Regions from separate parts of the Homo sapiens genome. Here region 2 is linked to region 1. The links are chromatin loops, found by intact Hi-C in ENCODE. Cell type or tissue: endothelial cell of umbilical vein. All regions are shown on one strand.

Region 1 (2,500 bases):
ATTAAGTGGGAAGAGCCCAGACAACCCTGGCTTCTGCTTCTGGCTCTGCCACATGCTAGCCGAGGGGCCTGGCAAGCTCTGTCCTCTAGAGAACCTCAATCTCTCCATCGTCAGGGGACACTGGGCCACCTTCGAGGATCAATGGGGTTCTGGAGAAAAGGAGTGGCATGGGATGATGTGCGAAAAAACCTCCAGCCCAGGCAGGACACTGGTAAGGGCTGGAGCCAGGCACGGGTCTGTCAGGGTGGGACTTGGCCATCGCACGCTCAGGGGTTCCTCTCCCAAGAAGGGGGAATGTGGCCAGGAGCCCCAGGGTTGGTGCCTTCAGGATCCTCAGGGCCTGCAGGGCAGCAGCTCAGATTCTTTAGGAAGTGGCTGCCCCTCCCTCCTCAAAGCCATTTCTCTCCCTTCACCATCTCAGGAACTTCTTGCACTTCCCCAAACGTTCCCGAGCCCCCACCTCCATGCCTTCCTGCACGATGCTCTTCCCGCGGCCTGAAACTCCCTTCCCTTCCCATGTCTGGCTTCTGCCTACTCCTCCCACACGATTATCTCAGATATCTCTCCCCACCCCGCGTCTTCTCCCAGGGAGTCTTTCCTGACCACTCCCTCTGCATGGAGCCTGGCTGTCTGTGTCTGTCTGTCTGTCCATCCATCTGTCAGCCATGCCTCTGGCCTCCTGCCACACCTCCCTCTCCCGGTGCCCACCCACACCCTGCAGTGGAACTCTATTTCCCCTCTGGACCATGAGCTCCCGGGCCCTGGCCCTGATCTTCCCTCTCAGGGGCCTAGTCCAGGGTCTGAAACATAATAACAGCTCAATAAATGAGTGTCAAAACAATTACTGGCTTACTCAATGAATGACTTCTGAATACAGGGCCCACTTCTACAAATGAGTCACAAGTCTGAGCCACCGTGCCCTGCCCCCACCCACTGACCCCAGTGAAACCCTCCCTGTGATGACATCATCATTACCTTGAATTCTCAGAATCACCGGTGCCTTCTATCTTCTCCTTTTACTCTACCTGCTTCTAAATCCCCCTCCTCCTCCTTCTTTCCCCCTCCTCTGGGGGCAGCACATCTAAATAAGGTAGTGTTCCTTCCGGGCTGTGAATTATCAGGATTTTCATCTAGTGACTCGGGAAATTGTGAGACAGAATCAGGAAGTCGATCCCCAAGTGCTGGACAAGGAGATGCGATGCCAGTTGGCCCCTGGTGCTCTGGAGTTAACTGAGTAGGAGACTGGGAGGACCTAGGTAGGGAAGGAGGAGGCTTGAGCTGAGGAGAATGGGTATGGGGTGTGGGAAACTGGCGGGGTTGGGCTCCTTACAGACTGCACAGGCCAAGGCATCCCTGGTCTGGCATGAAGGGAGAGGCCACTGCCCTGTCCCATACACTTGGCTGCCTAAGGTCCTTTGTGGGGAGGCAACCATCCTCCCCACACCCAACTTAGATGATCAGGAAGGAGCCCACCCAGGGAACATCCCTGCCTCTCATCTCATCTTCTCTCCTGTGACTCCTCCTGTCTTTTTCCCTAAATGTCATGGAGGTGTTTCTGGCACAAGTAGTGAGGAGCTGGCCAACCAGAGCATGCCCCGGGGTCACTGCCATTTTCATGTCATACCCTTTTCATGAAGAAATAAATTAGGACCCTGCTTCTGGAAAACTGATGTTTGTGACATCATGTAGGGAACAGATGGGATATTTGAGATTCTTGAAAAAGGATCATATATATCTCAATAAAAGGCAACTTCTGAGGCCAGAGGAAAACATAATAAATAAAAGGACTGCTGCTTCCTGTATCAGGTGGGAAAAGCATGACATGAGTTAACCCAAAAAATGTTTTTTTGTAAACAAGTAAAAGTAAATAAACCCAAGAAGGGCAGGAAAGTCAAAGGTTGTTTCTTGACAGGTTTGTCAAGGGGTACAGGGGTCCCGTGGCAGCATGTCCATCCCCGCCTTCTCACACTGCCTTGCAATCGCCGCCTTGTCTCCGGAGCCCTAGAGGGCAGGGCCATTACGTTATCTCTCTCTCAATCCCCGGGGCCTAGCCTGGGACCTGACACATAGTAGGTGCTCAGTAGGCAGAGAGACCGTATAATTTATCATCCAAACTGGGACACTTCAAGGTCAAAGGAGGCTATTAATAATTACATCTGGACAACAGTTGTAATCTGGGACTGTCTGGACAAAAAGGTGTCTGTTGAATAAGTGAATGAATGAACAAATGAATGAATGAATGATTCTTAGGCTGAGGCTGCTGACACCGAGGCATTCATGGCTTCCTACATCCGTTGGTGCCACTGTCTAATAGAAAATTCACCCGTGTATACCATGTATACCAAGCTGGGATTGAAAGTCCATCTCCGTTCTTAGCTTGCAGACTGGGACTCCACTGCAGAGAGAAACTGGGCTGAGCCGGAAGGGCCCTGCAGGTGCTGCTCAGAGCATCTTCCTCCACTTTCCTGCTGGCTTGGGCACCAGGAACTCGGCTCTGCGC
Region 2 (2,500 bases), 730 kb before region 1:
CAGCTAATTTTTTGTATCTTTAGTAGAGACAGGAGTTCACCATCTTGGCCAGGCTGGTCTCGAACTCCTGACCTCATGATCTGCCCACTCGGCCTCCCAAAGTGCTGGGATTACAGGTGTGAGCCACCATACCCGGCCTCTAATGTGGTTTATTTTTGTAGTAAAAATTATATTTACTTAAGGACTAGAAAACAGATGGAAATTATCAGAAGACTCTGCTTCATTTTTCCTCTCTGGATTTGAGTTTCTACTCCTAAGAAACGAAGCACTGAGCCTGGAATTAGATAACTTCGAAGTTATCCCAGTTTTGATATTGCAAATTTTCGTATATAATCCGGTGGCTCTGCTGCTGATTCAAAGCCAAAATTCAGTCTTCACATTGAAAACAGATCAGACCGGAACCTGTTCTGTGACCATTAGCTTAGGCTATTCCTACATATGTCAAAGTAGCCACATTAATTGGAAGAAAAAGGAAACAATGTTGTCTGAATCTGTGTAGATGCACCTTTAGGCTTGATGTTTCCAGTGGGAAGTAGAGGGTACCAGGCTTGGGAGTCCTGGGACCAGATGTTTACAGCAGTGATTTCTTGACCCATCCCACTATGAGGGGTTGTGTCCCTCATTCCCTCCTCTATCAGCCCGGATACTGATGGTGTGTGAGGCTCTCCCATGGCCATGCCTTGCTCCCTCTGCAGTGACAAGGCATGGTTGGAGACTGTGTTTCCTTTGCTGGCTGGAGAGCTCTTTGAAGGCAAGGACTGGGTTTTTATTCCAGTACCTGAACAGTGAATGAATGAATGAATGAATGAGTGAGTGTGAGCATAAAGAAAGCCTGTTACATGGGAGACTCAGTAGGATTTCACTGAACCTGTGAAGTAAGTAAGGCTAGCAATCAGAAGCATGTTGTGAGGTCACTGGTCTGTAGGTGTGTGTGTGTGTGTGTGTGTGTATGTGTGTGTTTGTGTGTGCAGGGAAGGGGCAAGGCTGGAAGAACGCCGCTGTGCTGGCACAGCCTTCGTCAGAGCCCTGAAAGGGGCTGAGTGGGCTCTGACTCAGCTCTATGACTCATTCACTGTATTGCTGTCTCCATCCTCTGGGCACATCCTCTGGACCATTTCTGCTCAGCCTCAAGTGGAGGAGGTGAGATTTGGGCCGGTACCTCCGGATGACTCACCTGGCTAAGCTGGAAGGAAGGGGCCGAAGCCCCACCATCCTGCACCCCCTTGTCACTACCCCTGTCTCCCTAGGGGTTCTCGTGCAGACACAGACTTCACAAGTAGGTTATGGCTGCTCCAGTAATGAATGACGCTCTCCATCCCAACCCAAAGCATTACCCCCCAATCACGCTTCCCGGCTCAAATGCCACAGTTTCCCCAGTCCCCTCACATGGTTGTCCCCTGTGCTTCTTGTGGGCCTCTGAGGTCAGCTGATAAGGAAGTTTACAAGGCTCTCCCAGACCATTGGTCATTTTATTCTTCTTCATCTCTTACAAACCTTTTTCAGTTTACAAAATAGTTTTACATCCCCTTTCTCATTTGATTCTCTCCCAGACCCTAGGAAGCCTGGTAGGAAGGCGAATATCCCCATTCTTCAGGGATGGACGTTGGAGCTCCACTAATCCTTTCACTAGTAAAGGAAAGGAAGTGAAGGGCATTGAGGGGACACGGAATGTTGGGAAGGGCAGGCTGGGCAGGGACAGTGGAACAGTGGGCTGGGGGCATTTAGTGGGACAGTGGGCTGGAGAATAGGGACAGCACTGGCCAGTTGGTGACATGACAAGAAATATGTCTGTATGAGAGCAGAAGACAGATAAGGTCTTTTGACTTTATCCCAAGACCAAGAGGAAGCCATGGAAGGGTCTTATGCAGTGGAACGCCATGGTCAGACTGGATTTTAGAAACCCACCCCTGGGTGTGATGTGGGCAGGGAACTGGGGCAGGGCAAGCTGGGGGCTGCCTCTGTTATTCAGAGAAGAGCTGGCAGAGTCCGCCTGTGGGCAGTGGTAGAGGGGGTGGGACAGGGACAGAAAGACTCCTGGGAGGGTGTCCAGTAGGCACATGAAAATAGGGGTCTGAGGCTGTTTCCCCTGAAGAAGTGGTGTATATTTATTCTACTGTAAAGGAGGACGGAGTGCTAAGTGGGTTGCCATCCACTTATAGATGTGACTGGAGCCAGGCAGTGGGTGAGATGACTCAGGGAAAAGGGAGGGTCACCAGGGATGCCAACCCTTAAGAGCCGAGCAAAGGCCAGTGCAGGCCCTGCCACAACACCCCGCGGGAAGGGCATTTGTAATGTGAAAGCACTTCGCCACCATGACCTCCTTTGATGCGGACAAGGCCCTGTGAAGGTGACAGGTGACTCACCTCACAGACACTCAAGGGTGAAATCTAAGGGGACTGCTGGCTTTTCCCTCTGCCGCGTTCCCTTTCCTCTTTCCACCCATGCTGGGCTGCTGGGGTCACCACCTGGCACCACCTGGAGCAGGAAGCGTCCTCTTGCG

Evidence for each region. Peaks named below come from ENCODE experiments on the same cell type or tissue, not always from the same donor. Only the 100,000 strongest peaks of a DNase experiment are listed, where the experiment ranks them.
Region 2: a loop joins it to region 1, with 8 times the contacts of the local background. A loop is called at or near these places in 6 of 110 quality-filtered maps.

What each region holds. Positions count from the first base shown.
Region 1 is chr2:28,449,065-28,451,564 of GRCh38, forward strand. It overlaps LOC102723530 (a long non-coding RNA gene), which reads right to left and starts at 1,121. Exons shown (of 2, transcript NR_187669.1): 1 at 976-1,121. In endothelial cell of umbilical vein, no CTCF peak of the experiment used is centred here; a DNase peak (open chromatin) is centred at 1,007; H3K27ac peaks cover 1,230 bases.
Region 2 is chr2:27,719,253-27,721,752 of GRCh38, forward strand. The region is part of intron 2 of LOC105374378 (a long non-coding RNA gene); the gene reads left to right. Among named protein-coding and RNA genes, the nearest start is that of LINC01460, 4.8 kb to the left of the region's middle. In endothelial cell of umbilical vein, no CTCF peak of the experiment used is centred here; a DNase peak (open chromatin) is centred at 1,029; H3K27ac peaks cover 486 bases.